Regions from separate parts of the Homo sapiens genome. Here regions 1 and 2 are each linked to region 3. The links are chromatin contacts, found by Hi-C or POLR2A ChIA-PET in ENCODE. All regions are on one chromosome and are shown on one strand. The core of a region is the stretch at or near the end of the contact, and the rest is flanking DNA. Distances in the headings are between cores, read along the strand shown.

Region 1 (3,738 bases), core at 808-3,307, 810 kb after region 3:
ACTCTAAGTTGGGACTGTTTTCACCTCAAGTCAAATGTTTACCGTAAATTAAACCTAGCTGGAGTTGATAAAATTTTTAATTCCTGTTACTTTACTAACGAGGCACATATTTCTCTTAATTTGCTAAAACTATAGCTATAGAACGACTTAACTGCAACTCTTAATGTCTTTAGTCGTGAAGATTTAGAGACCTATGTAAAAAGACTGTGAAATTGTTACTTCATTTACTTGAATAAATAATAAAATATTCTTCAGTTTCTAAAAATAAAGACTCCAAAGTTTGACTTGTATATCTGAGTGGAAGGCATAACATTTCACTGAGATGAAAGAAAAAAAAAACTAGGAAAGGAGCAAATTTGGTGGATTAAGGATAGACCAATGGTTCTCAACTGGGGACAATTGTGTACCCGAGGGGACATCTGGCAATGTTTGGAAATCTTTTTGGTTATCACAACTTGAGGAGTAGGGAGTAGTACTGGCATATAGTTGGTAGAGGCTTAGCTTAGGACATTGCTAAACGGTAAACTCTGGCAACCACTACAAAGATTGATTTGGCCTCAAATGTCAATAGCACCAAGATTGAGAAACTCTGGGTTAGAATCTTCTTCGCTGACTTTGACCACTCTTTCTCAGCCTTTGCAGCAGACTTCTTTTCTTCTATCTGTCTCTAATTACTCAATATTCTGTTTTTAGCTCAATTATTTTTCCTTTAGATTTTCTCTTGGGGATATAATCCATTCCCTTGTCTTTAACTATCACCTCTATGTTGCTGTCTCCCACATCAGTATGTCTAGTTCCAACTACTCTTCTAGCTCTAAAATATTGCCTCTCTCAATGCCTCCCTCACATCTTTTCATTAAGCTACAGCTACATCTGACTTTTCTGTCTTTATTAGTAGCATTTGGCACAAAACCACGGGGTCATTTATTTCCCAAATATTTACTGAGTACCTAATTTGTGTAAAGGGCTGTGCTGGTTACTTGGAGGAAGGTAGAAGGGTGGAGATAAGAGATAGTTATAGTAGTAAATGCTTTACATGTATTATCCCTGGTTATGGAAACACCTTTGCAAGGAAAAAATTATGGCCTAGAAACCAAAGTTCCAAGAATTTAAATAATTACTCAAAGAGCTCAGAGCTTGTAAACAGCAGAGTTTAACAGGCACTTCTACTCTGGCATTAAGGACTAAGCTCTCTCCATTTAAAAAAACAAAAAACAAACAAAAAGCACTGAGAACAAAGCTGAAGAAGTGTGATCTAGTTTGTCCATAGCTAAAGGGAGATGGATGTGTAGGCTATTTTAATAATGAAGGTCTAAGAAGTTCCAGAAGCCTTTTCTTCTGAGACACGTGGTACTTTCTTCTGGTTACCATAAATCATAGAATATAACATATCATCACTAGTAAGATGGGTCATTATTTTCCATACCTACAAGAAAGAAAAAAAAAAGCTGCCAACTAAAGTATAGTGTACCATCAATTGTTAGGTCGCAGAGATTTCCTAGATATTCAAATTTGGGGAAAAACATAATAAGCCTTCAAAAATTACAAATTTGCTTAAAAAATAAAGAAAAAATGATCTTAGATTCTATGACATACGGTGAATTCATTTTCCACATTCAATTTCCATGGTTTGTGCTAGTGTGCTATTCTGCACTCTAGTCAACTTACATGTTTGCATATTGCTTTTTAAATGTTTGTAGCTAGTTTCACAGCTCTGTGATGTGCATCTGCAGCTGGCTTGTAAAGCTCTTCAATAATTTATTTGGTTACCGCCCACCCCCGCGTCCCTCCCACACATATAAGCCATTCAGAGTTTACCACTTAAAGGTAAACTTGAATTTCTTCTCATCTTAAAATTGCATAAATTATATTAAATTCTCAATAAATTTATTTACATTTAGTGGGGGTGGGGCGCGATGGAAAAACACTATATTAAATAACGACATCGGTTTTTAACACCCATCCTAATAGAAACATTAAAATAGAATGGGGTAGGGAGGAGGGGTGGAGGCGGAGAAGGGATGTACGTCTCAGGATACAGGAAATACGGTAAGAGCGAAACAGGAGGAAGCCAGCTCTGTGCCTGGAGGGGACTCGCCGCCATCTCAGGTCTCTTGGCTTTGCCAGGGCCCACCGGAGAAAACTGACGACCCGTTTCTGTAATCCTTATGGGAGACCAACCTTGTGCCTCCGGGAGATCCACTCTCCCACCTGGAAACGCACGGGAAGCCAAGCCTCCAAAAAAGCGCTGCCTCCTCGCTCCGCGTTGGGATTATCCGGAAGGAACTCCCAACGGAGGTAGTACCACTCTACCCTCCGCACCTCCTCCTGCATCAGCCGGCCTGAAGTCGCACCCTCCTCCTCCGGAGAAGTAGAGAAATAAATTTCTCCCACCCTAAACCAGGTCAGATTCTTTCTCATCTAGGACATCTAGGCTCTTTGAAACTTATTTATGCATTCTCACAAATTTCCTTCCCCTTTTCCCTGTTCTTTCCATGATTTCAAAATAGAAAAAATAACATGCAGGGATTAAGCAGCTCTTTCACAAAATATGCTTGAATGAAATGATGGATATTTAACGACATTAAATAATTATTTGTAATATTTTAGATGAAATAATTGTAGTTATATTTTCTAAGAAATAGACTTGAATCTTTTGATTTGCTTGAAAGTAAGTCATTGGTGCCAAGGTGGAGGGAAAGTGTAATAAAAATGCTCATGAGTTGATAATTTAAAGCTGGGTGATGTATATGTAGGGATTTATTATATTATTCTCTCTACTTTTGCGTGCATTGGAAAATTTTTTTGTTAAAAAAAAAAAGGCTGGTTCAAGGCCAATAAAAAGCATCTGTTGAAGGCCAGCCTTCAGAAGTGTATGTCTTTCTCTGTGTAAGGCAGGAGAGTTGAATTTTTTTTTTTAAAGCTACAATGTGATAGTCAAATCCAAGTGCCATAATGTTTGCTTGTTCAAGGTATTCAGGAAGGGTGGAGGATGGACCAAGTCACTGCCTGGTAGTAATCATGAGCCATCAAAAAGGAGGAGTAGGGGGGCGGACGCGGTGGCTCACGCCTATTATCCTAGCACTTTGGGATGCCGAGGTGAGCAGATCAGGTCAGGAGTTCGAGACCAGCGTGGCCAACACGGTGAAACCCCGTCTCTACTAAAGTTACAAAAATTAGCCAGGCGTGATGGTGGACGCCTGTAATCTCAGCAACTCGGGAGGCTAAGGCAGGACAATCATTTGAACCTGGAAGGCAGAGGTTGCAGTGAGCCGAGATCGCGCCATTGCTCTCCAGCCTGGGCGACAATAGCAAAAAACTACGTCTCAAAAAAAAAAAAAAAAAAAAAAAAAAAAAAAAAGGAAGGAGGAACTTTGGGTGGGCCTTAAAGGTTGAGTGACATCTGCCATGTGGAGGGGCAGGGAATGCTTTTCAGGCCGAGGGTTTCCAGAGAAAAGGCAGAATTCTTCTGGAAACAGCTTGGCTATAATTTTGAATCTACAAGAAGGACTAGGAGGTGAAGATAAAGTGCTTCAGGGCCTTAAATGTTATGCTGAGCATATACTTCATTCCAATATCCATCAAGTGCTACTATTTGTATTTTAAGATTCCTATTCTTACTATCAGAAAAGGAATCTCTGATATTTAGATGAACTTTATAGAATGCAAATTATAAAACTGAATCTGACCCAAGTTTTATAGATCCTTTTAATTCAAAGGAGAGAAGCATCTTTTCTT
Region 2 (3,848 bases), core at 671-3,170, 890 kb after region 3:
AGCAGCTTTGTTTACACTGTAAGGGTAAAACTGCCTACTTAAGCCTCAGCAATGGCATATGCCACTCCCCCCACCAAGCTCCAGGGTCCCAGGTCAAGCTCAGAGTGGTGTGCTAGCAGCAAGAATTTCAAGCCAGTAGATCTTAGCTTGCTGGGCTCCATGGGGTTGGGACCCGCCGAGCCAGACCGGTTGGCCCCCTGGCTTCAGCCTCCTTTCCAAGGGAGTGAATGGTTTTGTCTGGCTGGACTTCTGAGTGCCACTGAGGCATGAAAAAAAAACAACTTTTGTGGCTAGCTTGGTGTCTGCCCAAACGGCCACCCAGTTTTGTGCTAGAAACCCAGGGCCCTGGTGGCATGGGCACTGGAGTGAATCTCCTGGTCTGCGGGTTGTGAAGACCATGGGAAAAGTGCAGTGTCTGTGCTGGAGTGCATGGTATAGTCCCTAATGGCTTCCCTTGGCTAGGAGAGGGAGTTCCCTGACACCTTGCACTTTCTTGGTGAGGTGACACCCCTACCCTGCTTTGGCTGACCCTCCTTGGGCTGCACCCACTATCCAACCAGTCCCAGTGAGATGAACCTGGTACCTCAGTTTGAAATGCAGAAATCACCCATCTTCTGCATCGATCTCGCTGGGAGCTGCAGACTGGAACTGCTCCTATTCCACCATCTTGCCAGCTTCCCACTTTTTTTTATCTTCACTGTCTTTACTTTTAGTCCACTTGTGGTTTGGGGAGGGTCGGGTGGGCACAGGCACATCATTAGGGAGAACATGCTTACTTTTCCTAAGAAAATTAGATGGATCCTGGCTGACCCCTGAAGTGCATAATCAGAATCCCCCTCCTCTTTCTGCCCTCCCTATTGCCATAGGTGGCTGATTACCTCTTTTTCTTGGTGTCCGGTTTCTCCCCATTTTTCATCTCTCCTCCCATTTCCAGAGTCCTTCCCTCCCTTGGCCTTATGTACTAGGGACTTGATGGCCCCTTGAAGTGTGCTGATGATATTCAGAGGGCAAGATTTTGCCTGTACCTTTGTTCTCTTTTGCTCCTGCAAGGCTACTTGTGGATCAGAGCCCTTGATCCCACTCAGAAAGGACCCCATCAATGAGAAGCTTTTCAGTGGTGTGTCCTTTCACCCGGACGTCACTCATATCTCTTTGTCACTTGTTGTGTATGTCACCACGCAGTGATACACCCCTGAACTAGATCTTTCAGGACAGCTTTGGTGACACGAAGCTGCCACTTGTTGTTGTTCTTTTTCTCCTCTTTCTTTCTTCTTCTTCTTCCTTTTTCCTTTCACTTTCAGCTCTCTGCGGGACAAATGTTCTATCGAGACTGCTTCTTCTGCTCATTGGTGATGGGTGTGTCCCCTTGCAGCACCAGGCCTGGAAGGAGGCTTCACTTTCATTTTTAAAGAAGCAGAGATGAAAGTCACCAGTTCAGTTTCTCTGGTGAACAATGAGAACACTTGGACACAGGGTGGGGAACATCACACACCGGGGCCTGTCTTGCTGTGAGGGGAGGGGGAGGGATAGCATTAGAGATATACCTAATGTGAATGATGAGTTAATGGGTGCAGAACACCAACATGGCACATGTATACATATGTAACAAACCTGCACATTGTGCACATGTACCCTAGAACTTAAAGTATATATATAAAACACCACCCAGGAGTTACTTTTAAGTGAAATGTCATCGTGAATTCATGGATTTCCCAGTACCTCTTGGCTCGCTGTTTGTCCCCATTCTTTTTGTGGACTCTGTAAATGTCCAATCCTGAGCCAGTGGGAGCCTTGGCAAGTTGTGTCCTGTTGCCTTTCTTTCCAGCCCAGCCATGTGAACACAACAGCGATCCACATTTCAGTGTGTACAGGCAGGCTGTCTCTGCCACGTGCCCATTTTCCCACTCTCACTCACACAGGCAGATGCCCACAGACCACAGACACACCCACACACGCACTCAGAAGGGACTCCACACCCCAAAACATAATCACAAACACACAAGCAGAGAAACACACAAGAAACTTGACACGGGCACAAGGGTGTGGGCCCAAGTGTTCCCCCACACAGACATGTACGCACATGCACCCCCACAGGCATAACACTGCCCACAAACTCTCCCATACAGGCTCTGAATCACCACTTGCGATGGGCATGCTTTTTTGTCTCCAGGCCTGGGTCATCATGCCATTGATTGGGTAACTTGGGCGTTCCTTTGAGAATGAATGCAGGAAGTCTGTTATCAGATAGGCCCCAGCAGTTGGTGTGAAACTGGAGCTTTCTTGGTCAAACTGCTTAAAAACTTACACTCGGAAAGGATCCCATCATCACAAAGCTTCTTGGTTGTGTGTTTTTTCACGGGGATGTCACTGGTGTCTCTTTGCCACTCCCGTTCATTGTCATTGCTTCTTCTCAGTCTGATTCTTTTGTCTTTTTTTTTGTTTTTCATTTTTTATTTTCACTGCTTTACATTATTTTTAACATAATTGGTATCAGTTTCAGTTTTTTTCTTTTGTGTTTTTCAATTTGTTCTTTTACTTTTTTATTTAGTACTTTCAGATTGTAATTGATTTTTGCATTTTCTTTCTATCAATTTTTCTGGACCGAAGGTAGTCATTTTAGGTGGTGAATTTTTCTTCTTCCCAGTGGTGGATTCATAGTGATATCTTATCTTCTTTTAATTTCATGGTTTTTGAGTCTTTTTTTATTGAGTTGTTTTTGAGTGGTTATTGAATGGCTTTATTGAATGTTATATGAAATATTTTTTCTCCATTTATTTTACTCTGTAACTTTTTTTTTTCGTGGCTTATCAGGGCATTTAAGAAACAGTTTTATTAAAGTTGATTATATATCAATTAGGGATTATTAAGTCATTATTTTAAGAAGATCATTTCTCTTTTGCATCATATGTTTTAATTTTCTTTTGCTTATTGTTTAAGTGACCCAAGTTATGAACCACATTTTTTTTTTTTTTTCTGAGAGGGAGTCTCGCTCTGTTGTCTAGGCTGGTGTGCAGTGGTGTGACCTTGACTCATTGCAACCTCCACCTCCCAGGTTCAACCGATTCTTCTGCCTCAGGCTCCTGAGCAGCTAGGACTACAGGTGCATGCCACCATGCCCAGCTGATTTTTTGGTACTTTTAGTAGAGATGGTGTTTCACCATGTTGGCCCGGATGGCCTCCATCTCTTGACCTCGTGATCTGCTCACCTCGGCCTCCCAAAGTGCTGGGATTACAGACCTGAGCCACCATACCTGGTGAACCACATCTTCTCTTCCGCTGTTCACCTTAGACTCTTGATCATATTTTGGGGTATTTCTTTTTTTTTTTAATTTGATCAAATGTGATAGTAAGAAATGTCATATTTTATGTGTCATTAATAGCTAATAGAGAATATATTTTTGGAATATATATTTAACCTTTACTTCATTCTATAATGCTTTTTACATTTCTGTCATATCTTATACACAATTTTTACTACACTGAGAAATTTATTCTTAAAGTAGTGATAAATCAACTCATTTTAATATAAATTCATGATTTTATAGACTATATGACTTGGCTTAAATAGATCTTTCTGAGAAATCAGGAAAATTTGAAAGCCATCAATAAATTATTTACTCTTTGATAATGAAAATATTTTAATAAAAATGCTAAAAACACTTAATTTTAAACCAAAATACAGTATAGTATCTGGTAAAGAGATTTAAACCTATGTTGCAAAGATGATTAAAATGATTCATACGCAATGACCCTTTATAGAGATTCATTTAAATTAAAATTTATTTTTCTACATCAAAATGAGGAGATCATCATGACTAAGAAATTTTGGATTACTAAATTCTTAAAAA
Region 3 (3,777 bases), core at 1,155-3,654:
GCTTTGCTTTTTATAAATAGAATAGAATTGTTCTGACTTCCTCAAGCTAAGAGTTGCTTATTTCCAGAGTGAGAGTCTACATTTTTCAAAGTGAAATGGGAAGAACCCAGAGCCAAAATGAAGCAACTTCCTAGGAAGAGTAATTTCACTTGGAGCATTTGGAATCTAGGCAAACATTGTTTTCTTTCCCTTTCCTCTTTGATAAAGTCAGTTCAAGTTCCAATAAAATGAATATGGGTTTCTTACTTTGGATCCCCTGTCTCCTTTATCCAATTCTTTAGTTGGCAGGTGAAGGCAGTATTTATCACAAATAGCAATAATAATTAACATTTATTGAGCAATTACTAAGTGCAAGACACTATTCTAAATTCTCGACAAGGCCTACATACTAAAATGGTCATGATGGTGTGTTAAAGTTATCCCGTTTTAATTCAAAATAAAGTCAGGAAATATCATCCTTATAAACTGTGTGGGTTTAAATAGAGAGTGACCTTGGGAATCTTAAATTTGTATTTCACACCCTGTCATCTACTCACTCTTCTGCTAGCAGGAAACAGTACACTCATATAGTGGAAAAAGTACTCAAGCAAAAGAGCTTTTTCTTGAGTATTCAAGGGTCAGAAGAGGGCTGGCTTCTGAGTGCCCAGAACTGTGTTAGCCCTGTATAAAGATTATTTTGTTGACTCTTCAGTACAATTCTATGAAATATTATTGCTCCGCCACCTTTTCTTTTAACAAATGAAGAAATATAGAATTAGAGAAGTTAACTAAATAACTTGCTTTCAGTCACACAGCTAGCATTTGTCGTCTGGGATCTCAACACAAAATTAACACCAGAGCCCTTGCCTTTAAGTACTAGATCATGCTGCTTTTAAACACATAAATTAGGAAGGGGACAGTCTCAAATGTCGCAACTCTCTTTTATAAGTATTCTTGTATTATTTAGTAATTCAACTTCTCACTATCTTTCCTTGAATGGAAATAAGATTAGAGAGATAACAGGAGCCCCAGAAAGTAAGTAGATAAAGGAAGTTGTTTCTACCTCTGGGTTCCCATAGCACTAGACTCAGCAGTCTAAGGATATCTTAATCATGATTGTCCCCAGTGCCTAGAACATAGAAGGAACCCAGTGAATACTTGTTGAGGGAATAAGTCAATCAATGAGTTTGGGGAAATTATCTACCTATCTTGAGACTTTCTGGCAGATTATACATCATTTTTCATGTTCCTGGTCAACTATATGTAGATCATGCATATAGGTACCCAGACAGAGATATACATGCTCATTCAGAAATTGCCATCCAATCCTGATACATGCAAACTCATAAAGATATATCTCCACACAAATGAATACTTGGCATATTTGTTTTCTGATGCTGTAAAATGTACCACAAAATGGGTGCCTTAAAACAGCAGAAATTTATTCTCTCACAGTTCTTGAGGCTAGAAATCTGAAATAAAAAATAAAAGTATTGGCAAGGCCATGCTCCATCGAAAACCTCTAGAAAGAATCCTTCCTGGTCTCTTTCAGCTTCTGGTAAGTCCAGATATTCCTTGGCTTGTGGCAGTATAACTCTAATTTCTGTCTCTCTCTTCACATGGCTATGTCTGTGTGTATATGAGCGTGTCCGTGTGTGTGTGTGTGTGTGTGTCTTCACTTGTCACTTTCCTCTTCTTTATAAGGACACCAGTCATAATGAATTAGGGCCACCTTAATGATTTCATCTTGATTACATTTGCAAAGACTTTATTTTCAAATAATGTCACATTCACAAGTACTGATGGCTAGGACTTCAACATATCATTTTAAAGGTCACATTACCACCCAAAATGGTCTTCCTTTGGCCCTCCAAAATTTATGCCCTTCCCATGGGCAAAACACATTCACTCTATCACAACATCTCCAAAAGTTCTAACCCATTCCGGCATCAATTCTAAGTCTTAAAAATCTCACCTAAATTTAATCAACTCAAAGAGTCCCAAAACTCATCTTCTACTTCATCTGCGTAAGGAAGGATGAGACTCAGGGTGTGGTCCATCCTGGGGCAAAATTTCTCTCTTCTGTGGACCTGTGAAACCTAGAAAAAAAGTTAGCTGCTCCCAAAATACAATGGAGTTTTCAGATTAAGAGGGTGGATAGAAGGCATGACTAGCTTGCAGCTCCTGGTCAGACTGATAGAGCAGTGTGTGGAGACTCACTTCGTGAACTTTTGCTCCCAAGAACTACCACAGGAACACACCAGGAAAGCCAAGAAAATCCAGAGATCCTTTGAAGGAACTGGATTACCGCTGCAAACTCCTGAGACACTGAAAAACTGTGAGCCTGCTTGCTCTCTCAACAGGGAGGTTCGTGGTCTGGGGCGAGTTCTCAGCCCTGGTCACCGGCTGCCTCGAAATAGACTCAGTGATGTTGGCGGGGGCATGGGGGAAGTGAAACCCGCTTTTAGGATTGCAGGCTGTGTGAGAGCTGGGTGAGGCCTGTGACTGCCAGGTGTCCCGCACTTCCCTGGCTACCTGTATGACTCAGCAGAAGCAGCCATAATCCCCCGGGAATATAACACCATTAGACAGGGAACCACACCCCAGCCCCTACAGCAGCCACAGCAAGCCCGGCCCAAGGATAGGCTGAGCTCAGACATGCCTATCTCTGCCCCCACCTGGTGGTCTTTCTCTACCTGCTAGCTGAAGGCAAAGGTCATAATATTTTGGGAGCTCTGTGGCCCTGCCTGCTGCCTGAGAAACCTGAATACTTAACCAGGTGTCTCTAGGGCAAGTTTGCCTCCTCCCTATAGGACTGCAGCTATTGCACTCTTGAAAGCACCACTTCCTGGCTGGAGGCCAACCAACACAAAACCAGCCCACTAAACAAAAACACAACCAAGGACCTGCACCAAGTCCACTTCACTTCCCTGCTACCTCCACCAGAGCAGATGCTGGTATCCACGGCTACAAGACCTGAAGATGAATCATATCACAGGAGTCTTTGCAGAAACTCCCCAGTACCAGCTCAGAGCATGGTAGCTCCCCCGGGTGGCTAGACCTAGAAGAGCAAAAACAATTACTACAGTTCCTCTGTACTGTAGGAAGCCCCATTCCTAGGGGAAGGGGGAAAACACCACATCAAGGGAGCACCCCGTGGGACAAAATAATCTGATCAACAGCCCTTGAATTCCAGATCTTCCCTCTGACATGGTCTACCCAAATGAGAAGGATACAAAAAAAACAATTCTGGTAATATGACAAAACAAGGATCTTTAACATACCCAAAATATCCTGCCAGCTCACCAGCAATGGATCCAAACCATGACGAAATCTTTGAACTGCGAGAAAAAGAATTCAGAATGTCTGTCATTAAGCTAATCAAGGAGGCAATAGAAAAAGGTGAAGTCCAACTTAAGTAAATCAAAAACATGATACAGGATAGGAAAGGAAAATTCTTCAGTGAAATACATAGCATAAATAAAAAACAATCACAGCTTCTGGAAATCAAGGACACACTTAGAGAAATGCAAAATGCAGTGGAAAATCTCAGCAATAAAATCAAACAAGCAGAAAGAACTTCAGAGCTCGAAGACAAGACTTTTGAATTAACCCAGTCCATCAAAGACAAAGAAAAAAGAATTTTAAAAAATGAACAAAGCCTCCAAGAAGTTTGGGACTATGTTAAATATCCAAACCTAAGAATAATTGGTGTTCCTGATGATGAAGAGAAATATAAAAGTTTGAAAAACATATTTGAGGGAATAATCAAAGAAAACTTACTCGGCCATGCTAGAC

What was found. A loop is a pair of places that touch in the nucleus more often than their neighbours do. ChIA-PET counts read pairs that join two places held with the same protein, here RNA polymerase II (POLR2A). Pooled maps may share reads with other maps.
Region 1: a loop to region 3 is called in a map of GM12878, with 6 times the contacts of the local background. The contact joins the promoter of NBDY here to the enhancer-like site in region 3. A Hi-C loop is called at or near these places in 7 of 168 maps with a recorded cell type or tissue (B cell, GM12878, PC-3 and 3 more), 23 of 37 single-sample maps with no recorded cell type and 19 of 50 pooled maps. POLR2A ChIA-PET finds 5 or more read pairs at or near these places in 3 of 52 experiments (GM12878, activated B cell and activated naive CD4-positive, alpha-beta T cell).
Region 2: a loop to region 3 is called in a map with no recorded cell type, with 9 times the contacts of the local background. The contact joins two enhancer-like sites. A Hi-C loop is called at or near these places in 2 of 37 single-sample maps with no recorded cell type and 7 of 50 pooled maps.

Annotation. Positions count from the first base shown.
Region 1 is chrX:56,727,186-56,730,923 of GRCh38, forward strand. NBDY (negative regulator of P-body association) reads left to right here and starts at 2,058. Exons shown (of 3, transcript NM_001348129.2): 1 at 2,058-2,404. The coding sequence starts at 2,169. The coding sequence ends at 2,375. RefSeq lists an enhancer at 2,099-2,178.
Region 2 is chrX:56,811,536-56,815,383 of GRCh38, forward strand. All of the region lies in intron 2 of NBDY (negative regulator of P-body association), which reads left to right. Among named protein-coding and RNA genes, the nearest start is that of NBDY, 84 kb to the left of the region's middle. RefSeq lists an enhancer at 1,045-1,584. Within about 2 kb of position 1,921, at least 13 of the 41 ENCODE cell types and tissues checked have a DNase peak (open chromatin) inside an H3K27ac peak, as active enhancers do.
Region 3 is chrX:55,917,112-55,920,888 of GRCh38, forward strand. It overlaps a transcript of KLF8 not described here. Among named protein-coding and RNA genes, the nearest start is that of RRAGB, 200 kb to the left of the region's middle. RefSeq lists enhancers at 1,880-3,079, 2,531-2,780. Within about 2 kb of position 2,405, at least 2 of the 41 ENCODE cell types and tissues checked have a DNase peak (open chromatin) inside an H3K27ac peak, as active enhancers do; they include GM12878, where a contact is called at or near this core.